Linked DNA regions of Mus musculus: regions 1 and 2 are each linked to region 3. The links are chromatin loops, found by intact Hi-C in ENCODE. Cell type or tissue: left cerebral cortex. All regions are shown on one strand. Each heading gives the region's core, and the rest is flanking DNA. Links, peaks and the distances in the headings are about the cores only.

What was found. Hi-C counts contacts between places; a loop is a spot of excess contacts. Peaks named below come from ENCODE experiments on the same cell type or tissue, not always from the same donor. Only the 100,000 strongest peaks of a DNase experiment are listed, where the experiment ranks them.
Region 1: a loop joins it to region 3, with 2.2 times the contacts of the local background. A loop is called at or near these places in 2 of 42 quality-filtered maps.
Region 2: it touches region 3 in a loop (1.9-fold over the local background); 3 of 42 quality-filtered maps call a loop at or near these places.

What each region holds. Positions count from the first base shown.
Region 1 is chr9:26,748,000-26,750,499 of GRCm38, forward strand. The region is part of intron 1 of B3gat1 (beta-1,3-glucuronyltransferase 1 (glucuronosyltransferase P)); the gene reads left to right. Among named protein-coding and RNA genes, the nearest start is that of B3gat1, 15 kb to the left of the region's middle. In left cerebral cortex, for the core only: a CTCF peak has its summit at 1,047; no DNase peak of the experiment used is centred there.
Region 2 is chr9:26,723,145-26,734,353 of GRCm38, forward strand. It overlaps Gm48393 (a long non-coding RNA gene), which reads right to left and starts at 9,739. Exons shown (of 4, transcript XR_003948112.1): 1 at 7,874-9,739; 2 at 7,019-7,133. It overlaps B3gat1 (beta-1,3-glucuronyltransferase 1 (glucuronosyltransferase P)), which reads left to right and starts at 10,664. Exons shown (of 7, transcript NM_001310766.1): 1 at 10,664-11,033. In left cerebral cortex, for the core only: no CTCF peak of the experiment used is centred there; DNase peaks (open chromatin) are centred at 5,604 and 5,988.
Region 3 is chr9:26,255,324-26,266,532 of GRCm38, forward strand. No RefSeq gene overlaps it. Among named protein-coding and RNA genes, the nearest start is that of Gm39312, 230 kb to the left of the region's middle. In left cerebral cortex, for the core only: no CTCF peak of the experiment used is centred there; a DNase peak (open chromatin) is centred at 6,545.

The DNA.
Region 1 (2,500 bases), core at 1-2,500, 490 kb after region 3:
TCTGGCCAGCATTGAGCGCCATTACACACTACTCTGATCCTCTTGGGCAAGCAGCTACTAGTCTCTCCAACCTAACTTGTCCTCCAGCCTTGGATGATAGAGTGATTTGAGCCCCAGACACCCCCAGTTTTCATCTGTAGGCCACAGCTCTTTGAAGCCTGCAGAAAAAAAAATCCTGTGACTAGCTTTCCTCAACTATACCTGTCTCCAAGTTTTTATGGTTTTCAGTGTGACCCGGTTCCATGGGGAGCTGTAATGGTGGCCCTCTGAAACTGAGTCTGATCTCACACACACCCAGACCTCTCTTGCCTCGTGTAGGACGTGTCTTCATCCTCATAGACCCCAGTCATCATAGCTTCAGGTTGTTAAAACAGCAGCGCTGAAAATGTATTAGAACTATTCCCGTCAACGTTCATGTTTTAAAGCTAAAAGCAGAGATGAGGGGAGTGAAGAGTGAGAGCACAGTAACCTCTAGGGTCTGTCCTGCCACTGTCCTGGCTCTCGCTTCTCATCCAGTGGCCACTCCTCACTGAGCTTTATCTATTGTACCCAGAATATAGACTTCGTTCCTGTTTGTGAAATGCTTAGATAATACCAGGGGAGTGGATGCTCCTCGTGTCGGCACGTGTTGGTAAGAGAAGCCATCAGTCACTGGGGTCAGTCATGAGCAGGTGTGTGCACACCATTAGAAATCATGAACACAGAAGACCCTCAGCCACCACCTGTCCACACTGACAGGTCCTTTCTCACCATAAAGCCCCTTTCAAGTGCTGCTTATTTTTTCAGGCAATCTATTCTCTCCACCTTGCCTCCAAGCTTCTCCAAGATTTCTGTTGCTTCTTCTGTCAGCCCCATCCAAGGCCCCAGAAACCACTGTGAGATCCATGCAGATGCCACAGGCAATCCCCACATTCTTCCGAACTCAGGCTGAAGCCACAGTCTGCAGGGGACAAACCACGTTTGGTATGAGAGGCCAATGTAGCAACAGCCTGCACCACTGGTCTCCTGCCCACAGCCAGGAACCATTGCCGGTGAACCCATCCCCTGCTGGCCAGATGGTGTTCTCCAAGTCTGGGGGTGCTCTCTGCTCTACTTAATAACTGCCTGGTAATTAGCTCCACGATTTTGCCACTATGCTTATAATAGCCTCCATTAAAGTTATGGGGTTTTCAAGCTGTAATGGCTTCCAGAGTAATTAATGCACAACTGGGTTTATTGCTAAGCTTATTTTTAGAGCTTGTCTCTCTGCCTCCCCTCCCTTTTCTTTCATAGACTATTTTTTTTTTACCAGAAAAGAATGTGATGGAATTAGACACCCCTACATGGATCAGGCCCCTACATTAGGCCCATAGCATTGTTCCTTCTTCCTGTTTCAACATCCAGCAAATACTGGGATTGACAGTTAAGGTAGCTATGGTGGAGGAATGTGGCGCTTAAGCCAGTACTTATCCAGGCAATAGCTTAGAGTCACGTGGCCTCCATGTCATTCAGGCTCTGTCATTTCCCATCTCTGACCAGGGGCAAATTGCTTACCCATATTGCTTCAGTGAATCCAACTACAAATAGAAACACACCAGTGCCTGCCTCTGGGGGTAGCTGTGACTACAGCATGGAGTACATGTGTTAACTGTGTCAGCCATCTTGGTCCTTGGACACCATGAATGCTCTAGGACAGCCAGTTATCATGAGCAGTGGTACAGGCAGATGTAAAGGAGGCTGAATAAGCCACAGGTCTAAGCAGCTGCCCAGGAAGAGAGCCATAGAAGCAGGAAAGCACCCCACACAGCCCAAGGCCATGCCATGCCCACCTTCTTTCTTCTGCTTTCCTAACCTGGACTCAGAACCAGGCTCGTTTTAGCAGCAGACATTTCTGAAGCCCCAGCCAGGTCTGACCTCCCTCTCTTGGTCTGTTGTTGTCTGTGTCTATAAGAGAGCATCCATGACTGGGTTGCTTATAAAGAACAGGAGGCTTTTTGCTCTGTGGTTCTGGAAGATGAAGTGCAAACGTGTGGTCTGGTGCAGACTGTGTGCTGCTTCAGTTCATAGAGGACAGCAGCATGAAGAGTGGACAGCCATGGAAGAGAGGGGCTTAAGAGGTGGCCCTGCTTTAGAACAACTTGCTCTTGAAGGAGCGAGAAAGGCGTTAATCCCTGTCAATGACACAATCATCTCTTGCAGGCCTCTCCTCCCAACACTGCCCCAAGACAAATCCCACCTTATGTTTCAAAGGGGAGAGACTAGATCTATGGGGGACCTGCAGAGGACACTGCACATTTGCCCCTCTGGTTTCATTCCCTAAGGAATGATGTGCGGGCAGCTGCCACTGATTCTAGGAGCCATGAGTCTTTCATGAGAATGGCTGGCCATGGGATGTTGGCCAAAAAAAAAAAAAAAGAAAATGTACACTATTTCCAAAACTGGGCCACAAAATGTTTTGGTTGGCCATAACTTTCGTCATTGGCAAAGACCAAGAGCACATGTGGGCTGAGTAGGGCAGACA
Region 2 (11,209 bases), core at 4,782-7,281, 470 kb after region 3:
CTCACAGTGGTCACCTCCCATGTGTTCTCATTCTCCACAGCTTACCTGAGAGCCTTCTGAGCTGCTGAGTTTCCAAGAGAGTGATAAGCTGTCAGCCCTCTACCCATGCTTGAGAGGAAGTCAGTCTGCTTCTACTCCTCCCAGTATCAGGGAGGGAGAGACCCACCTCTAACCTTCTGAAGCTTTTCTAGCCCCAAAAAGACCAGTTACATCCAGCTGTTGGCATCTCTTTTGAAATCTCAAACTTGGTGCCCAACACAGAACTTTTGATTTTTTTTTTCCTAAGAAACTTATCACAATGCCATCTACCTCCTTCCGTAATCCACAAACTATAAATTGTCCTTGATTACACATCTTTCTTTACTGTGTGCAACCAAAGCCATCAAGCCCAATCACCAGTGTCCTAGTGAAATCTGTCCTTCTCTCTATAGTAGTGGGGTTTTCTTTATTAGAACATGCAGTCCTATATTTTCACATCCTACTTCTAAATATTTATTCAGGTCTCTACACAGGCAACAAATACCTATTAAGTATCCACTCTATGCAAGGTCTTAGGATAGGTGCTTGGAAGTAACACTGTGCAGATCTTGCTCTTTGCCCTGAGATGTTTATTGTATGAAAATGGGAAAGCATATATAGAAAGAGCAGATGCTGTAGTATCCTGTGTGTCATATGTGCATCATATGAGGATGAAAACTAAGTACTGTGGAGTGGGACTATTTTCTCTGAAACGTGTGAAGGGATCCAATTTGTTCCTCCCTCCACCTTCATTATCTTTCTCTTCAAGAGACGTCTCTAATATGTTTTGATTATATCTTCACTGCATATTTCCTCTGACAGTTGCCTCCTTCTTCACACACTTCTGTCCAGCTCCAACTCCTATTCCCTGGCAGAAACTACAAGCTGTCGTTTGTAACCTTCAGGAACAAGGCTCGGAGCCTCTCTGTACTACTGCCTCCCACATCAGCTGACACCACATTTTATCATCCTTTTATCTTCTCCTCCTCCCAGTATTCAAATAGTTTCAGAGAAGAGAAACTTAGCCCCTCACACCTAATTCTAGCTTCAGCCTGCTTTGTCTCTCTATGATGGTAAGTGGATTTTCTGACCTTTATGGACCTTAGTCGCTTCTTTTGAAAAATGAATAAAATTAGACAAAAATCCTTTAGGGGAAAAGATTCCATCTAAATTTGACATTCTATGAACTTTTAAAACCTGTTTACTCTGCATTTAACAGAATGTATGTCTTTTATCCCAGTGAAGAAAAGTCTAAAGGTGAGTACCATACCATATCTCCTAAAGGTGAGCACCATCATGTCCAAAGGTGAATATCATCCCGTCTAACAGTAAGTACCATCCAACTAAAGTGAGCATCATTTCATCGAAAGGTGACCACTATCCTATCTAAAGGTAAGCACCATCCCACCGTCACACAGCCCACCTATGCTTGAGAGATCTTGTTATTAGGACCTCTGTGGGCCAGAGGCATCCCTGTCACTTTAAAAGGCAGTGTCTTGGGGATCCTAAATCAGAATCTTTACTTTAATCAGATGCTATTCAAAAGATTCTTCAGTATTTTAACTTTGGGGGCTCTGCCCAAGATGACAACTCCCCAAAGCCCAAGGAAGGCAGGTTTTGGTTTGACTAAGAAGAGCATTCTTCTGTAGGGAGCAGACTAGAGATGAACTTGTATGTGTGGAAGGCCATGGAGCCTCCTCAATTGGGTAGAAATGGAAATAGCCCAGATTTTTTCAGAGATGAAGGACAGAGAGTACACAGGGGTTTGGAAGCAACAAGTCATCCCCTTATAATTCTGAGGCAGGAGGCTTCTTTCCAACTTCTGCTATCCATTGCTGTAGTTTCATTTGGAGTGGCAGTAGAGCCAGAATTCATGGCACTGCTGTTCTGCGCTGGTTTTGAGATAGTGTTATCAAGTGTGGATGAAATGGAAGATGGAACGAGAGAGCAAACAGAGGCTGTGACCAGGCTTTTCCTGATTGTGTAATTCTGGAAAGTCTATGGACTTACTGAGAATCCTGGCAACCTCCTTCCTTGCTGAAGGACCCTTTCCCCCCTCTTGGTCAAGAGCCTGGGTTCTCAATTTAGAAGCTAATTCTCATTCAAATTAGCTCATCTCACAGATAGAATTAGAAGCTGGGCGATGATTTGGAAAATACAATCAATTTAGTCCAATTGTTCTTGCATGTCATCTCTGTCCAATAATGAAAAATTTGTTCCTTGGGCTCTGGTGCTGACAAGGAGTCATTATCCACGGGAGTGAGCTCATCTGCTAGGGCACAGAGCTAAATGGGTGTGGGAATGGTAGAAGGCCAGAGCAATGAGGGAGATTAAAGAAGGGAGTCCGGTGATCAGACACTCATGGGGAAGGAAAACTTGACCGGAGCATAATACATCTCCATGAGGTCAGACCACAAGACAAGTTCTATTTCAAGACAATGTCTGTTTCCTTAGATTCAATGAAGATGAGGTAACACTTGGAAACACATCTTATAGGGTCACACTGAAGAGCAAACAACTTGATTTACGTTAAACCTCATTCATTCATCCACTTAGAAATATTCACAACATCAGACATTCATTAGGCATATGCCAACCATTTTACTTCGTAAAAGAGCAAGACACAGTCTGCGGTTCCTGTGGAACTCTTGTGAACTTATTATACACTGACTGCAAAAAGAAATAATGGGGATGATAATAGTGGCATGGTGCTGATGATGACAATGACAATGACAGGCATTCACCCCAGAAGACAGTGCTGGCTGACAACTGATTTTAATGTGCAGTGAAAGATCGTTCCTCCCATTGCTCTTCTGGGCTATGAGCTAAGAGAGATTAAAATGCTGTTGTAGGAAGCAAACAATATGCATATTTCATGAAATACATTTCTCTGCCTGTTTAATTGTGGGATCCTCAAAAGAGGCAGGGAAATTTGCTGCTTACCACTGTGATGAATGGTAGGTTTTCAGCTCAGCCACTCAAGGCTTCTGACCCTGGGTTTCCTGGCTTTCCAAGTCTGCTGGGATCGGTGCCTACTGAAGGTCATGGCCATTGTATATGGTTTGGCAGTTTCTTTTTCTCCTTGGCCTTTGGGTGTATCCAAATTATAATATATGTATTTTCTCTTGTTTTTCACAAATACATAACATGGAGAGCTACAAGGATGATAGTAGTATACCAGAGAGTAAAAAGAAGGGGCATTAGAAAGATTTGTTGTAGCTGCTGCAACTACAGCCTCATAGGAGTGAGTTGTTTGGAGACACCTGGAAATAACTCAGTGAGTTTCTTGAACTTTGGTCTTCCCACATGCTCACAAATCAGGGTACCCCATTATTGTACTTCAGCCTCAGTCCAGAATGTAGACATCCCAGACCCCCCCTTACCTCCCCTAAAATAGCATTTGCAGACCCAATGGTGATTTCTAGCTAGGACTTGCTGTGCCTTTCTCTATAGCGCCCACTGTGCTCTGTTGTCCCAAGCAAAGGTAGACATTAAATGCTTTCTGTAATCACACAGGCTGCAATGATAAGCAAACACCATGCACTGTTTTATCAGAATGCGTGTGCCACTCAGTGAAGGTCCTGCTCTAGATAGCACACTTCATTCTTAGAAATCCTTCTTCAGGATTTCCACAAGCTTCCCATTATGGAAATGATCATAACTTGATCTGAATGCCATCGCTTGCCCAGAATGTCATCATAACTTCTCTACCCCAAGAAAATGTCACAAAGCCTTCCAAACGCGGTTTTTATTTTACAGTTTTGTGTCCCTTTATTTGTAGACTCTAAGCTAGGGCTGAGGGTAAACAGAACGTAAAAATCTGGTAACAAGAACCTAGTAAGCACTCAGCAAGTGTTAATTAAATGAGTAGGAAAAGAAAGAAACACTGTTGAATGTGAAGGACATGCAATCCTCAAAATTAAATAGATCCTAGATATTTAGATAATATCACCTAATTACTAGAAATAGTTACATGCCCCTTCCTCCCTCCCTCCCTCTCTCTCTCTCTCTCTCTCTCTCTCTCTCTCTCTCTCTCTCTCTCTCTCTCTCTCTCTCTCTTTCTCTCATGCACACACAATTAACCTAATATCCTACTACCCAATCAAAGCAAACATCACTAAGCAGTCACAGTGCTCGATCCTGTTTAGCCCACGTGTAACTTCAGAACATTTCACGGCATTTCATACATTCACAACCAATTTACGGAATTGGCATGCATAGTAAAATTGATTTGCTCTCCTTGATAGGTTATTTAGCTTTATCCTGGCATCCCATGAATACTGTTTCTACTTATAAAGAGGAGCCTATTGTTTTTCAAAGGTGCACAATGACCATGCCTAGAAGAGGCTTCATGTAATGTCAGTCTGACTTCCACAGTGTGATATCCCCCTGCCAAGCACAACTTGGGCCCCCAGAGTATGGACACTGCTTCAGTCCAGATGTGAGAACATGAATTTTTGTTGCCTGTGAGTGGTGCTGGCCTTGGTGCTGAAACACGGATATGTGTGTAAGACTGTGAGACCTACATTATTGGGGATTTAGGGTGTTTGCTTTTCTGAATGGGGGATTAGAGACCAGAAAGCCCAAAATGACCATCCATCTCTCAGGAAACAGAACGGTAAAATTAATACTGTCAGATATGGGCTCAGACCCAAGGGTCCTGATTAAAGCTCTCCCTAAGTCTGTCGACCCTTTATCCCTCACTGGGTTATGTAAGGACAGATCACCAGCTCCCTACAGGGAGTTCAGAGATTTTATCAAGCAGGAAGAAACCAGAGGATAAAGTGCAGTTTTTCCAGTTCTCAAGATGGGTGAAGACCAGAGGTTTGGGGGTAAATGGTGTGGACAACCCACCCGGGACTGCAAGCTTTAGGGTCTCAGCAAAGAGAGACTCTACATGCTTTGTTGAAAATAGTTTCCAGAGATTTCCAAGTGGCCTTGCTGCATCTTGACTCCCAGATGTCCACAGAAGAACAAGATGTGTCCCACATCCAATACTCTTCCCATGGATGTGTAAGTCCATGTTTTTTCTTTTTCCCTGAAACTCATCACGGACTTGGGTTTGTCTCACAAAGTCAACAAGAGAACATTCTTTGGTGTTTTTTTTTTTTTTTTTTTTTTGAGTCCCTAGCACCTGTGGCTGTCAGAGAGTAGCAGAAGTGAGTCCCCGCCTTCAGGCCACATGGAGACAGTGCAAAGGGCATCTATGCACAAATATTTGATCATTCTCTCCACAGATTCTGCACCCTCTTGGTTCCCAGAAAAATAAGGAGAAATCACAGGCCCAACAAAGCTAGAGAGGTAGGACAGCGACTTGTTTCCAGTGCACATAATTGATCCTCAAACCCTTAAGAACAAATATATATATATATATATATATATATATATAGAGAGAGAGAGAGAGAGAGAGAGAGAATAAAATTAATTCCTAGATGTCTGAAATTTACCTGTGTATGTTATAGGCATCCCTTCCTCCTTCCCCAGATACCCAAAACTCACTATATACCAAACCTCTACATGAGAGCAAGAAGAATTTGGACAGCTTCCCACTGTTTGCCTCTGTTCCTCTCCCATTTCTGCCTTCTGCAGCAGCCCCGATCTCCATCTGTCTAACAACCTGCCCTCTGCCTGCCTCTTCCTTCATGCAGAAGAATTCAATGGCAGGGCACAAGAGGAAAGGCAGATGGGAAAAGTGAGATGGAAAAACGCCAGGCTTAAAAGAACAATTGACCTGGAAGTAGATGCTAATCTTTAATTTCTGTGTTTCTAACACCTAAAAATTTCATAGCTAGAGAAGTCCTTGAAGTCAGGAAGGAAAGATAGATGTTTGGATATATGGATGGATGATGGGTGGATGGATGGGTGGGTGGGCGAGTGGGTGGGCAGATGGATGCTGGAGTTAGAGCACCCATGAGAGATGTCTTCTAACTCCTTTTCTATATTTTCCAAGTCGCATAAGGAAGTTGTACAGAGCTGTTCCTGCAGAAGCTCTGCCAACACCCAGAGGTCTAAGATGTTTGCTCATCACCCAGCTATGGAGAAGCATTTAGGCAGGAAATTAAACAACTACATCCATCATATTTATTGAACAGCTTTTCCCTGGAAGACACCAGTGTAGGATATCAGTCATGCTCAAACTCCAAAAAGAAAATGAATGTCCTTCTCACTTCATCTCTCTCTCTCTCTCTCTCTCTCTCTCTCTCTCTCTCTCTCTCTCTCTCTCCTGTCACCCCCTTATGTGTGTCTCTTTGTGTGTGTGTGATAGAGAGTCTCTGGTTCTCTCTCTCAATTCTTGATCACTGCCTTACAACCTTCCTTGACTTGATTGGTTCTTTCTTCCAATACAAGTTTTACTGTTCTAGTCCCTTGACCAGCCCCGAGCATTAGTGTTACACTATGCTGGCCCTTCTGCAAGTTTCAGATCAAATGGAACTTTAAAAAAAAAAAAAAGCCTTTCCTTGGTCTCAGCATCCTCCCTGAACCCTGACTCCATTATTTCCCTTCTACAGCTCATTCTACATTCATATATGCCCTGGCTTCTTGTCTTTGGCACCCAATAGCACCCAAACTCCTGAGGTACTTTGATGGTGAAGAGCTGAGTCTTTAAGCTCAACCACCTGATTCAAAGACAACTTTGTCACTGCTGAGCATGTGACCTTGATTAAATTACCTAAACACTATGCCTTAGATTGCAGGCCTATACAATGGAAATCATAATGGAGCCTTGTCACAAATGGTTCCTGATAAATAACATCTTATGTCATGAAATCAGTTAATGCACATGGAGACTTAGACCCTTGCCTGCTTTATGAAAAGGCCTTATCAACATTGACTGTTCTGGTGGCTGTCAATCTCTGTCCTAACTCCATGGACTGAGATTTGACAGAAACTCAATAGAAATTAGAGGAACAAATGAAAGCATGTGCATCCTAATACCTCACCCCCCCCCCCCAGGAACCCAGGTAAGTATAGCTGGGAACAGGGGAGAAGCAGATCATACCTGAGACTCCGCAGAGGCTGTGCAAGAACAGTAGCTCATGTCTAGGTTGGAAGGAGTCCCAAGGAGACTCGAGAGTAGTGGGTAGAAAGGTCATGGGCAACCTGGATTCTTCTCCCTTGTGCAAGAACACATACAAGAGTCCTCAGATTGCCTCTGAAAGAGCTTCTTCAGAGACACAGGGCCCTTCTCCATTGCCTCTCATCTCTGTCAGCCCCCAAATGCAAAGGGCAGTCAGTATATTTCAAAAGTACCCTATATCTGTGCACCTGCACTATAACAATGGAATTTAGAGGAGGCAGGGATGGGACATAAAGAAGGGAATCTGAGAGTCTTTGTGATCAAATATCCACCTCCAATTTGCTCTGGAGAAACTGAATTTCAAAACCAGAACCAATGGCCTCTTAATAAAAGGGAGGAGTGGAAAAATGTGCTCATTATGACAGCCATGAACTCAACCACTCCAAATAGTGCATCCACACAGTCAGCACAAAACTTCTAAGGATGTATATCCTATGAAATTTTCTGCTAGACTTTGCAAGTATGACCCATCCCCAGGGACCCTAACCAATTGTTCAAAGAGAGGAAAACTTTCCTCTCTCCACTGTATTCCTTGGTGAGGGTGCACCTGGTTGTCATGCACACATTTATATGCCCCTGCCTGAACCATGACAGCTGAGCTCATGCACTGGGGAATGAGGGGTTCCTAACTGGGCCTGTCCATTCATGGCAGCGAAATCACTAATGATGAGTCCCAATGTAAGAGCAGGGATAGCAGGTGACTGCCTAAAAACAGGGGCCCCAGCCATCAGACAGCTGAGAGGGTAGGGCACAGACCTGGGTGAGAACATGGCTTACCTGTTCTAGTTCCTTGCATAGTTAGCTGAGAAGAAAAAGATGGCCTGAAAAGAAACCACCAATGGCAGCCCTGGAGCATAACAAAGCTACTGATGAAAGAGAGCCAAGCAAAGGGCCAGCTAGGGGAACAATGAGCCAGCAAGACTAATTGCTAGTCGTATTAAATTTGGGCACAGGTGATCTAGTCCCAGATGTTTTTTTAGCTTTTACACTGCAGGTGATGCTTTTATGAGATCCTTCTGAGATTCAGATTTTGGAAACTGTGCCAAAATCAGAGGATGGGGCAGGGCTCCTGTCCTTCTTAACTACACAATAAACATATAACAGCTTGTCCCAGAAGGCTTGCATACTAAACATTCTGGTGCTAGTCTTTGGGAGCCTCTGAGAAGAGGGGCTATTTACTCTTCAGAGGAGGGGAAAATAAAGAGAGATGCAACATTCAAAGCTCCTAGATCTAGGAGCTTCTCCAGATGTTTGGAACAAGGACCAAGTTGTAGGGATGCAAGAAATCCAGATGTGGAATGGAAACACTGCTGCCCTTCAACTAACAAAGAACACAGAAAAATGATAACTATGGCTCGGCACCCTGATAAAGACTGGTGGGTGTATCCAGGTGGGAGCAGGCAGGTATGTGCATACATTCACACATACACATGATGTATACAAATGCACACTATTTGTTTGCACTGGTTTTATTGTGGTAACTTATGTATCTGTATTTTGGGCACATGTTGCATCTACATAGATACACATGTATCTTTGGGTCCATACCTGTAGAATAGTTTCAAATAAATGTCAGGCTGTGGTCTCTCCGCTGAGCCTTCTCATGCTAATTTTAATATCATATTATGGTTTCAAAGTTGGCTTTATAAATACAAAAAAAATACCATAAACAGCCCCAGGCTAACTTTCAAGACATGTTTCCAGAATGGGGTTTTATTATCACTGTTGTTCTCACAAGAATGGTGCGATAAAACTTGCAACCATTCCTGCTCCATCTGGTTGAATGCCAGGCTAGAGAAGTTAGAGGGGAAGCCACCCCATAGAACAACCAGAGGACATTTGCTGGCCGAAGCCTGTGGGACCAGACAAGATCCTGTCGGCTTACCGAAAACCTGTCTTATTACTAAAGAGACAGGCCCAGAGGTCACTTAGGTAGTGCCTTTAACCCATTCATTATTCCAGCATTGTCCTGAATCCCCAACCTGGGGATTTGGCACCATCCTGGGCAGAGATATGAGTGAGTGTGACCCCACACATGGATGCTCCTGTCTGTGGGCATCAGCTTCCCTGTTGGTAAGAATCAGCCTCCAAGATCATCTCTGCCCTGTCACTTAGTAATTTTGGGTGGTATGGTTTCCTCAAGGAGATGCAGCAAGACAGCATGCCCTGGGCTCCCTGGTATGGAGTAAGGGGAGAAGAGTCTGGAGAAAGCCTCTCTCTAGAGACAGTAATTCTGTATTTTCTATGGGATGTTGTAAACTGTGACTACTACCTAACCTCAAAGCCTTGAAGAACAGAATTGATTCTAGAGCCTTTACACCACTCAACTTCACCCAAGAGGAGAACCAGGCTTCATCCTGATAGGCAGAGGTGATGGTGAAGAGCTGTGGGCTCAGCCTCAGCCCACAGTATAAAGTACGTTTCAACCCAGCAATGCCTAGCGGTGGAGCTGGTCTTTTGGAGTTTTGAAGAGGACACAGCTGAAGGCCCTGACCACAGGTGTCAGTGAGGACTATCAGCAATATAAACCTGAAGGTGCATGGATGGCATCTTAGGCTCTGGCAAGTAGACAATAGCATTTAGAAATCTCCCACTGGATGACTGCATGGCAGAGAGAGAGGGAGAGAGAGAGAGAGAGAGAGAGAGAGAGAGAGAGAGAGAGAGAGAGAGAGAGAGAGAGAGAGACAGAGACAGAGAGAGACAGAGACAGAGAGAGAGAGAGAGAGAGAGAGAGAGAGAGAGAGAGAGAGAGAAACTCCCTGTATCCTAGCATCCCAGCATCCCAGCCCCCCAATACCTAGAAATTCCTGGATGGCCTGCCCACCCACATTGGCCATCTCTTCATTCTGCACCAGACTGTGCCTCCTGCCTCCTTGTTAGATGCCCAGTGCTGGGGGGCGGGAAAGCAGAGTGACCCTCAACATTTTGGCATATCCTTAAAAGAAAGAAGCAGTGCCCACAGGTGGGGCTGCCCCACTGGCAGGCTCCTTGGGGACTCCTACCTCCGACCCATACAAACAACCCTGTATCCACTTCGGATTGCCCGAAGCCAAGCTGGGGGCCGCACCCTCTTTCACAGCCGCACTCATTCCAGCTCAGTGTCTTAGTCCCGCAGAACCGTGCCCCACCGCAACCCCCAAACCCTCAGCATCCCAGCCCGGAAACAATCGCCCTTTGAGAGAAGCTGCCAAGCCAGGGGCCTGAGCAGCCAGGATTGAAGGATGGAGGCGGGTGAGCTGGGGGTGCCGGCAGGGCGGGCGCGCTCTCACTCGAGCCAAAGCTGGGGTGCCCTGGGCCCCGCCCGAGGCCACTCCAGCATCCAAACGAAGTCCCAGACGCCCCAGAGGGAGGGCCACAGAGGAGAGAGCAGGGAGGTGATACCAAGCTAGAGGAGGGGGTCCAGCGTCGGCCCCCGCCTCAGCCCGCGAGGTTGGTACGGACCGCGAGTGGCTCGGGTCCCGCCGGCAGCTCGCGCTCGCGGGGGCGGGGTGCGTGGGGGCGGGGCGGGAGGCGCTGTCACAGCCGCGGCCGCACCGCGCATCCGCCGCCGCCAGCGCCGAGGGCACCACGCGCTGGCCCGCTCGGCTGGGCTCCGGCCGCGCGCCCAGCCATCCCGGCCCGGCCGGCCCGCGCGTCGCCTCTTGGGGCTCCGATCGCCGCCCCGCGCCTCGCCACCCGCGCCCTCCTGCGCGCTCCAGGGTTCTGGCCGCTGCCTGGCTGAGCCCAGAAGCAGCGGGGCCGTGATAGCGGGCCGGCCGGGGCTGCGGACGAGTGGGCCCGCGGCTATGAAGTGGCCCCCGAGGGCACGGAACCGGAGAACGCCTCGAGAGAGAAGCGCGCGCATCGCAGGGCAGCAGCCTTGGGTCGCTGGGGCCAGGGTATAGGACTGCCACCCGCTATGGACTGCGCCAGGGACGATATGGACTCGCTGCCGCAGGTCAGTGTCCGGCGCCCTGAGCCCCCACCTCCGCGGTGCACAGAGCCCCTTTATGCGTCCCCATCAGTACCCACGCCATGTCCGCCCGCGTGCGCGCGCGGTGTGTGTGTGTGTGTGTGTGTGTGTGTGTGTGTGTGTGTGTGTTGCACAAAATAGGAACATCCATCGGGAAATAG
Region 3 (11,209 bases), core at 5,219-7,718:
GCCCTGCTTATGACCTGGGGAAATTTCTTCCAAAAGCCCCTGACAAAAATGTGTTTATCAGAGTGAATGAGGCTGTTGGAGCCATGTGGTCCAGACCTGGGTTCCTCTAGCGCTCAGGTGGAACTTTCTATTGTAATCTGTGTGTATGCACAGCTCCTTTAATTGGGCAGAGCCAACATGGCCATGCTTTGAAAGCCAGATGAAGAGACTTCTGGCTCATCTTTACTATGAAAGCAATATTACTGAAGCATCACAAGTCCTCAAATAAAAAATGTTGTCTGTATTTAAATCAATACAGTGATGTGGGGAATTGGGCTATGCACAGAGAGGCTTGTCTCCAGTTGAGCTGAGGTCTGAACCCCGGAATGGTGGTAATTCACCTACATGACATGGTAGGCGTTCCCTCATGCTCCTGGAACTCTGGTTCCTGCCTAAGTTACCGCCTCCCACAGCCCCCACAAGGGAAGCATGGCTAGAAGTCACACAGACAATGTCCCAAGCTTCTGACCTTCAGGCTAAACTCCTCCCCAGTTACCTAGCAATAGTAAAGATAAAAAGGGCTATTCAGCCCCTTCTAGCTCTCTTACTCATCTCTCTCTTACTTCTCACCCTCTCACTCCTCTCTCTTCCTCCTCTCTCTTCTTTCTTTGTCCTCTCCTCTTCTCTCCTCTCACTCTCTCCCTCTTACTCTCTCCCTTTTACTCTCTCTTTCTCTCTAGCCTTCCCCCCCCCTCTTCTACCTTCTCCCTTTCTCCCTGCCTTTCTACAATAAAGCTCTAAAACCATAGAATGACTCTGCTCATCAAGGCCTCCTGCACTAGGAGGATGGGATAGGCTTTCTCCTAATGAGCCATTTCTAATCTCCCAATGAAAGGCCTTCCTGTGCTCCAGCCAAGATCTGTTGTGCTCACTCTCTTCAGTGTTGGGAACCTCTTCCCTCATCCCTCTCTTGTATAATCCCAGGACTTTAAGAAAGTAGCACTGGCACTTGGGAGGCAGAGGCAGGCAGATTTCTGATTTTGAGACCAGCCTGGTCTACAAAGTGAGTTCCAGGACACCCAGAGCTATACAGAGAAACCCTGTCTCAAAAAAGCAGAGAGAGAGAGAGAGAGAGAGAGAGAGAGGAAAGGAAAGGAAAGGAAAGGAAAGGAAAGGAAAGAAAAGAAAAGAAAAGAAAAGAAAAGAAAAGAAAAGAAAAGAAAAGAAAAGAAAAGAAAAGAAAAGAAAGGAAAAGAAAGTAGCAACTAGCACTGGGGCTCCCAGGTTGGGCTGCCTTTTGGCTACCCCCGAAGTATGGGTCAGAGGCTTGGATACCCACCTGGGGCTGAGTGGAAAGGGTATGGGAGCCCTCCCATGCCTGACTGTCCAGAGCATAGGTGGAACTCTAGTGAGTTGTGGGTCTATCCTACCTCTCTTCCCCTGGGCCCCCCTTTAAGTTCCCAACACACTGAAAGTCCAATATATACATTACCCTCTATGGGGGAATGGCGGCTCAGAGTGTCACAGTCCAGGAAATTCCTACAGGGCAGTGTTGTGCCTTAGAAGGATACCACAGGGCTCAGTTGACATGGACATCTATTGTTATTTGTTCTGGTTACATTATTCTCTTCATGCAGAAAAACACAAACATGTGTATGTGCTCATGTGTGCATATGCATTTTCAGTTTGCAGATACAGAAATCTGTAACACCAATCTCTTTTTCTGTATTTTAGACATTGTTTCAAAGTTGCTGTCTTACACATCACAAGAAAAGCCCTGAGAAACTTAATGTAAGACTTTTGTTGTCCTCATTCCATGCAAACATATATTTGCTGTAATGCATCTAAAATCAGCTTCTGAGTGATAAAACTTTTAAATAAAACCAGACTGAGCAAAAGGGGTGATGCTCCTTTGTTTTGTGCAGCAGCTGGAAATGGAGGCAAATGGCCCTGATGTACACAGGTTTCAGCATATTCTGGAATCAGGAAACCCTGTGGTTTGGGGAATTTGTTTGTTTGGTGGGTTTTTTTTGTTTGTTTGTTTGTTTTGTTTGTTTGTTTGTTTTTTGTTTTTTTGTTTTTTTTTTTTTGCATTTTCAGTTCTTTTAATTCTAATTATTACTATTTTTTTAACGGAGCACTCCTCCATTGCTGGTGGGCCTGCATGTTGGTAAAAACACTTTGGCAAACAATCTGGCAGTTCCTCAGAAAATTGGAAATAGTTCTACCTGAAGACCCAGCTATACCACTACTGGGTATATTCCCCAAACTTGCTCCAAAATATAACAAGGACACATGCTCCACTATGTCTATAGCAGCCCTATTATTGATTATTTGTTGCCATCTACTCCTCTTGGGTGAATTTGCTTCCTTTTGTTCTAGAGCTTTTAGGTGTGCGGTCAAGCTGCTAGTGTATGCTCTCTCCAGTTTCTTTTAGGAGGCACTCAGAGCTATGAGTTTTCCTCTTAGGACTGCTTTCATTGTGTCCCATAAGTTTGGGTATGTTTTGGCTCCATTTTCATTAAACTCTAAAAAGCCTTTAATTTCTCTCTTTATTTCTTCCTTGACCAAGTTATCGTTGAATACAGTGTTGTTCAGCTTCCACGTGTATGTAGGCTTTCTATTATTTATGTTGTTACTGAAGATCAGCCTTAGTCCATGGTGATCTGATAGGATGCATGGGGTTATTTCAATATTTTTGTATCAGTTGAGGCCTGTTCTGTGGACGATTACATGGTCAGTTTTGGAGAAGGTACCATGAGGTGCTGAGAAGAAGTAATATCCTCTTGTTAGGAGCTAGAGGAAGTACCCAAGGAGCTGAAGAGGTTTGCAGCCCCATAGGAGGAACATCAATATGAACTAACCAGTACCCCCAGAGATCCTTGGGACTAAACCACCAAGCAAAGAAAACACATGGTGGGACTTGTGGCTCTAACTGAATATGTAGCAGAGGATGGCCTAGTCAGTCTTTAATGGGAGGAGAGGCCCTAGGTCCTGTGAAGGTTCTATGCTCCAGTATAGGGGAATGCCAGGACCAAGAATGGGAGTGGGTGGATTGGGGAGCAGGGGTAGGGTGGAGGGGATAGGGAATTTTCAGAGAGGAAACTAGGAAAGGGGATAACATTTGAAATGTAAATTTTATGGAGTGTATGGATATGTGTGAGAGTGAATATATGTATGTGAGAGAGTGCATGTGTGTTTATGTGCTTTTGTGAGTATGTGGATGTGTGTGCTTGTGGATGTGTTCATGGAAAGAGACAGGGAGGGAGGGAGAGAGAGAGAGACAGAGACAGAGAGAGAGAGAGAGAGAGAGAGAGAGAGAGAGAGAGAGAGAGATATTAGGCCTGACCTGTCTGAGAAGGCAGCATTTTTTTTATTCATTCACATGAAATTTTACAAGTGATTAGAGAATCTACTATATATGGTGCTAACATAGAGCCATTGCCTAAGCCTTTTAATTCCCATGTTAGGAGCAAAGTGCTCAGTTTCAGCTCTTAGGAAGCTTCTGGCTGATATCTCTGAGTCTAGCTCCAAGAACTACCTCAATGGTGTTGTCTCTCAGTTAGTGGAGTTTCAGGCAGTGCAACTGTCAATCTAGCCCATGTATAAAGGGAAAAGAATTTGGGGTAGAATATATAGGAACTTATGGACAGTGAAAATGGATTGTCCATCTAGTCATGGGACCAAGCAGGAACCAAAATAAATGACAGAAGCCTACTATGTCTTATGACAAAGCATGTGTGTGGCCATATAGGGTCCAGTGAAAATAGGAAGCCTTGTTATCCCACACTAATGTCCATGCAAGATTCCCAGAGCAGAAGAGGCATAAATATTCAGGTTAACATTGAATCAGATCCACTAAGGTCTGCTCTGCTACTGCAAATATGGAGAATAGTCGTGGTGATAGGAATAGAGGCAGCTTACCCACCTAGACCAACACTGAGCACAGTTGGTTAGCACTGTACTCTAGCTTTCTAGGCTAATCAACAAATCCTGTAAGTAGAATGAATATATGAGAGAAGTATCCCTTTCTACCTACAGAAATGGACAGAACAGCATTGTATCCCTTAAAACATATTTAACTCGGTGCCAAATGGTCATGTGTATGGTAAATAATACTTGTTAATATGAGATGATAAAACAAACCCATGACTGTTTAATTCGCCACGCAGAAGTTTCCAGGCAAAGTGTTGGAATCACCTATTGAATGGATGGCAGAGCTAATGTTCATAAAAGGAGGGTATATCCCCCAACCCATATGCAGTGCACACATCATTTATCTGGAACTGTCATCTCAATAGGCAGAATAAATGCGACAGAATAGAATAGATTGAAGAGGAGATGTCCTGACACTTCTAGTAACCCACTTAAGTAATATCTGCTTCCTGTGTTTGAAATCACAGGATATGTGGGTCCCTAAATAAGTGCTTTCCCAAAGGAATAGAAGAATATGCTGAGCTATGTACTGAAACTGTCATTTAGCACTTAGCACTTCTGATTTTAAGGGAATAGCCAGCAGTAGGGAAGCTGCAGTTGTGCATGTTACTTGATGTTGTTGTTAGCTGGGCAGGTTGTTGTTCCTGTACAAAGAAGAAAGTAGAAAACATGCACAACTAACAGGTCACCAGCTCTGCGACTCCAGGTGTTCCTTTGGCTGAGTTTGATAGCAAACGGATGGAAGAAGAAAGTGAGATCAGAGAGTGCAGAGTCTAGGTGCCCAAACCTGTGAGGATAAAAAGTCCAGGATCTGGGTTCAAAGGGGTTACTGAGAGGAGCTGATTGTTTATGGTGCTTAGAAGAAGACAGTAATGCCATAAACAGACAGACAGACAACAAAATTTCAGGGGCCTTAAAGAATGAAAATCAGGTCCCACGTGGCAGAAGTGGGAAGATCTGTGTGTGTGTGTGTGTGTGTGTGTGTGTGTGTGTGTGTGTGTGTGTGTGTTTGCATATAAATATTGTGAATGGGATAGTTTCACAGCCTAAGCCTCCAGTCAGGATCTCTGATTTCCAGACATTAGTCCACTAAGGGAGTGGAAAGAGAGTGTGTGTCCACTAGCACCTCTTTAGTATAAACATACTTCCCCATTTGAATATGTAGACCTTTGGATGTCCATTAGCCAGAGTTTCATGGTGTCTTCTTAATAGGGCACCTGTCAATATCCAAGAGAGAAGGATGCTGCATGTGGTATTACCTGAGCAGTAACTAGGTTCTATTATTACATTCTTAAGGAGGAACAAGGACACACCAGGCTACTGAGGCTGAGATGGTCAACTTTGGTATGGGGAGTTACCCATACCAAAGGGCTTGTCTGAGTCTTTACCACAGTCCTCTCTATCTCTGTAAGTGTCCTGAAGGTCTGTATGAATGGAATGAAAGTTCTGCCTTCATGTCCCTCCTAAACATAATGTATGTAGCTAAAGACTGCTAGACTTTATGGTGGTAGCTGACAAGAACTTAAAAGCCATGGATTCAGAGAGTATGGCTTTGGAATAACTGACTAACTCAAACCTAAGCATGTGGGATTCTTCCATATCTGTTGCTCACAAGCTCCATAACTGTGGACAAATCAACTTCTCTAAAGTCAAATTTTAACATTTAAAATAAACAATAGATTTCTTTCCTCAATAAACTGGGGTGATGTTTATTGAACACATAAATTAAAATAAGAAGAAACTCTTAAAGAATCACTCCACTCTAGAATATTCTGCATTGCTTTCTTCTTTCAGACTCTGATCACTGATTCTCAGCCTTCCTAATACTGTGATCCCTTTATATAGTTTCTCATGTTGTAATCATCTCCAACCATCAAATTATTCTTTGCTACTTTGTAACTGTAATTTTGCTACTGTTATGAATCATAATGTAAATATCTGATATGCAGGATATCTGATATGGGACCCAAAAAGGGGCCATGATCCATAAGTTGAGAACTGCTGCTCTAGATACTACAATTTTTTGGAAAAACTTTATTCTAAAAATATTAAAAATTAAAATGAATAATGACAAACAAAACAAAAACAAAAATAAAACAAAACACCAAGTACTTTCTTCTCAAGCCTCCATGATACTGTAAGTGAATGGTGGCATTGACATTGTTGAGTCTGGAGATTCTGAGTGTGCAGAGGACCTCTAAAGGAGTCAGAGAAGATGCTAGTAAAGGTTTATTGAGGAATGGCATGTTTAGGTTCTCGTGGGTTTGTTCATCTGTTGATGGCTTTTTAATCTTACCATAGTTATGGATTTAACTATGGAAAACATGTTTAAGCTATAACAGAAAGATGTAGGTTAAATAGGAAAAAACAATTCTAACATAAGAGCAGAATGAGGCCATAGAAGAGAGTACAGAGACAGTGTACAGCATTCTGAGGGAACAGTTGTAAAAACAGACAGGAGCTGGTTTAGTAGAGTTAGAGGAAGTAAAATTACCATGAACTGCCCATGCCTGAGCTGAACATTCCAAAAGAAAAGGAATAAAGCAAAGAGTAGAACAGAGAGACTTGGCTTCTCACCTAGTTCTTTTCATTCTGCTTTTGAAATGTGTAAACACCTCTGCAAGAATACTAGAAGTGACTTACTCATCAAACCCAGTTTCTAAAGTGAACCAACATGTGAAGGAAACTGCAAGTAGGACCGACTGGGGATGGGTACTACTGTTGGGATAGAGCTGGTCTGTCTGCTCCACAGAGTGCCTTCCATTTAAGCCTTTGTCCCAGCACAGTAAGAACATGATAGCCTCACCCCCTTATTAATCCCCAACTCTTGCTGAAGGTCCTTCCTCAGCAGCAGGATGGCAACTGATGTCAGGCTTTTCTAAAGTGATGGTTACTATGGGAACAGTGGGTTCCTGGGCAGATTCTCCAATGGCTTAGCAACCAAGAAGGCTCTTCATCATTCTTTTGATAGTACCTAGATGTTTGTCTGGGTGAGGAATAGACCTTATCAATGGTTTTCTGGGTGATCACAACTTCCTCTCTGAAATAGGAAAGTACTCTGTGGTCTATAACTAAGCTCTCACTGGCCCAGAGCTCTGAGATAATCCAGCCCTTCCTGAGCGAGCTGTCTTCACAGGAACAACAGCCAAAAAGTATAATGGATAAAGGATTAGGGGCTGGCCATAGCAATGGTACCTATTATCTATTATCTATATGAAGAACATATATTCAATTCATCCCTAGCCCACATGAAGGCTTGTACGTGCAGTCACTCACATGCATGTGCACACACACACACACACACACACATACACACATATACTCAAACATGTATACACACATAAATGACAAAGAAAATTCAAAAAAGAGAAAGAAAGATAGAGGGAAGGAAGGAAAGAGAAAGGGAGGGAAAAACTGAGTGAGGGAGAAAAGGAAGAAGAAAGGGAGGGAGGGAGGGAGGAAGGAAGAGAGAGGGGGAGGGGGTACATGACAGCACTAATATGAAGAATTCTAATTTACCTGGTCAAGGGTTGGGGGCTACAATTGCCTGGTAAAGGGCTGAGGCTCCAATTTTCACTGAAAAGTCTGTGTTATGTCCACAAGCAGGCAAGAAATTACTGAAAATCCACTAACTACATTTAGTCAATAAAATTTTGCTACATAAATCAATTGTGAATGCATACACTTTTAATCCTGGCATTTCTGTGGCAGAGAGTGATGGGTCTCTGTGAGTGCAAGGCCTGCTTATTTTACACAGCAAAATCTAGGCCAGCAAGGTATACCTAGCCAGAGTGTTTCCAAAAACAACAACAATAATTGGCCAGTAGAGATAGAGGCATAATAGTTCATGCCTATAATCCTGACATTTGGGAGGATCACCATGATTTTGAGACCAGCCTGGGCTACATAGTAAGTAAAGTTCAAGTCAGAATTGCATAGCAAGACCTTATCTCCAAACCATTGAGAAATAGAAAGAAATTGAAGGAAATAAAGTAGATGGCATTCAGGTGATAATCTTGCAGTCATGCCCTCTTACTATTCACTGTTTGGCTAATAAAACACAAATTGACTTTTGTACTCTGAGTCCAGCTGTCTGACAGACATAATATTGTGCAGGAGTGTGGAATTCTGTTTCATCCTAGCATGGGGCATATGCATTGGCATCCCATTTTCACCTTTTGGGCACAGGATCCTGTTTTCTCATGGTACTGAATAGATGGGTGCCTACCTTTACCAACCCTCTGGTATCAGCCCACACATCTCTGTAGAACCAGCCATAGTGCAATATCCTATAGTCATATAGTTCTATAGGGTGGATGAGAGAGACATTTCTCCAAATGTTGGCCCCCTTCAACTAGCATATAATCTTAATTGTAATAAAACTCTCCATTTATTAGTCCAGTGATTTTTTTACACCTGAATGTATCAATAACAACTGTGAATTAATGACATTTAAATCAAATAACTGACCTTCTGAGCTCCATAATTTGTTATCCAATACAAAGTGGTCAGCCCTGACCAGTACACACAAACCATATTAAACTGCTTCGGCAAGTTGCATGTATATACTTATACATGTATATGTACATGCGTGTCTAACAATTACAATCAAAGAAAAACATGCTAATTTAAGAGGCAGTGATGGAGGTGACATGGGAGAGGTTTGAAAGAGATGACATGTGAAAGGTTAGAGGGAGTAAAGGTAAGAGGTAGAGTGAGGGAATTGTGTTTAAATTTATATATATATATATGCAAGAGCCTGTAGTCTGCCAAGTAGGCAGAGACAGCATTTCTTTATGGACTTTTTGTTTTTTCCTTTTTCAAGTTTCTGCTTGAGGTTTTACCCTGACTTCTCCAAATGATGAGATGTAACATGTATGCTGAAATAAACTTATTAACTCCTCAAATGTCTTTGTCAGAGTGTTAATCACAGTGAGAAAGGAAACTAAAGCACCACCGTAAAGGCATTCTGAAGTGTTCTTCTAGTGAGAAGTTACCTCCCTGAGACTTGTCTTCCCTTGTTCTCATTGCCATATTCAGTGGGGGATTCTTCAACTTCACCATGTAAGGGTTCTATTACCCTTCCCATTTCATAACACGTTGGGCATGGGCATCATTCTGATTTTCTCCCACAGCCTCCTGATAGGCCACTGTGCAAGAAGGAAATGTGGAACAGGGTGAGCTCAAGACACATTAGGAGGCGATTAGAGGGGAGTGGGAGGCGATAGGGAGAGAGAAGAAAAATACTGAGGCTCCTCTAGAAATTGTTGCCCTTTGTTGCTTATGTAGGGTTTTGCTGAGCTTATTTGAAGCCCAAGAGTTTGAAGATCCAGAAGTTCAAGATAATTTCTGTTCTTGCTCCACTATCTCTTTCTCCACACTTCAAGAAGCATGAGGAATGCTGTCTCCCTCCATGTGCTTGGAGCGTTAGACAGGACAGTATAGAATAGTGTGTGATTCTATGCAGACACCAGGCATCTATGTGCTTGTTCTGTTTATACTATGGAATATGAAACAGGGGCAGTCAAGACATTGCATCCAACACCTATGTGTTGGTGTTGGAATGTCTTCATTTTTAATTCTTATAACCAAATGGTGAGCATAGGTTGTTCCTAACCAGAGTCTGGTCCCATTGTGGGTGTGATAAGACTCTCCTGCAATGCTCTAGTGGCATCAGTCACTGGATGAAAGGTACTCAGATCCTCTGGCTGAGTTCTCTCAGGCTTCCTATAGCTGAGGGAGAAGGGCTTTCCTGCCATGGTTTTCACTGTTTTAGGAAATGTCTTTGAATGCTTGCTGTCTGCTTGTTAATAAGGGTGGTTTTCTTTTGGGATTGCTCCCACGCTGTCCTCTCTCCACCATCTGTTTCATCTCTCACAAATCTGGCTTACTGTTTTGTGAGGGTTCCCACTAATGGAAGATTGTAGCCTTACTATTCCTCTGTTCCACCCATTACCTCAGCCTAAACTTAGATAAACCACAGAGACTCCTTGAAACAAGCTTTGGGGTTAAGACAGAGTCTCCTTTCACCCATAAAATATAGAACATTTTAAAAAAAGCTCTTTCGAACAAATGACTCAAATTATCTTAGTTTAACCTTGATTGGAAAGCATGTATTTCAAGGTAGCGATGATTTACAGAAAATAATACACAGCCTCCAAAGAGAGCACACCATCTGGAAGACTTGCTTTAGTTCCAACTTTTGAAGAACTTAGAAATATTTAATGTCAAATTATCATAGAATATATTCACAGAGTAGAATGTGGCAATAATTGGACATGCATACACAGTACATAATGATTATCACAAATGAATCAATGAACAAATATGTCACCAATCCCACTCAGCTTCAGTTTTGCCAGAACTTGCTCATCACTAACTGAAAGCTAGCTCCCTCTGGCTGACATTGTACTGTTGTCCTAACATCTAGACTCTGGTAGCCACCATTCTGGACATTGAGTCTATAAGTCATACCACATTTGTCTTTCTGTGTCTGACTTATTTTTCGTGGTAACACATCTTTCAGGGTCATCTTTGAGTTGCACACGCTGTGATCTCCTTTTCATGACAATATATCCCATTGTATACATTACCTTCATTACATATTATGTATCTACTGATGAATCAAGAGATAATAAGAGTTGGCAGAGGCATAGATAAAAGGGAATCTTTTGTGGGGGTTGGGTGGTAATGTATATCCATGAGGGAAAGCAGCATGGTAAGTATGGTAGTTCCTCAAAATTGAATTGAAGCACATATGATGTATTATATGTTGGTGTTTTTCTTTGTTATTCCATTTTAGAGACCATCACATGGAATGGCTTTGCCAACATACTGGGCCTTCCATACGTAGCAAAGCCTTTCTGGAAACATTCTCAAAGACACATCCAAGGGAGTCTGCCTTTGCATGGTAAATCCAAGTCTCAACAATTGAGAATCAAGATCAACCATATCAGGAGTCTGTGAATTGTATATTAATAAAACTGTTTCTTCAATGTTTTTAAAACAAAGCAAAGATCAGTTGATTCTTAACTGTCACAGTGTTTGGTATCTCCAAGCAGAGGAAACAAGTTTCTACAAATGAAAAATCATGCTTAAGAAAATTAATTTGGTTTCTGGTAACCTATGGAAGTTCAATTTTCCCTTCTCATTGGTGAGGTTGCCTCCCTGCTCTTAGTGGAATAGGGCTTCTCTTAAACCGAGAGCATGACTGCTGAGCCCAGGTAGGACTCCTGTTCCACCTCTTGCTGGATGACCAGCGGTAGTCATATAATCTTCCCTTGTTGCTTAGGCC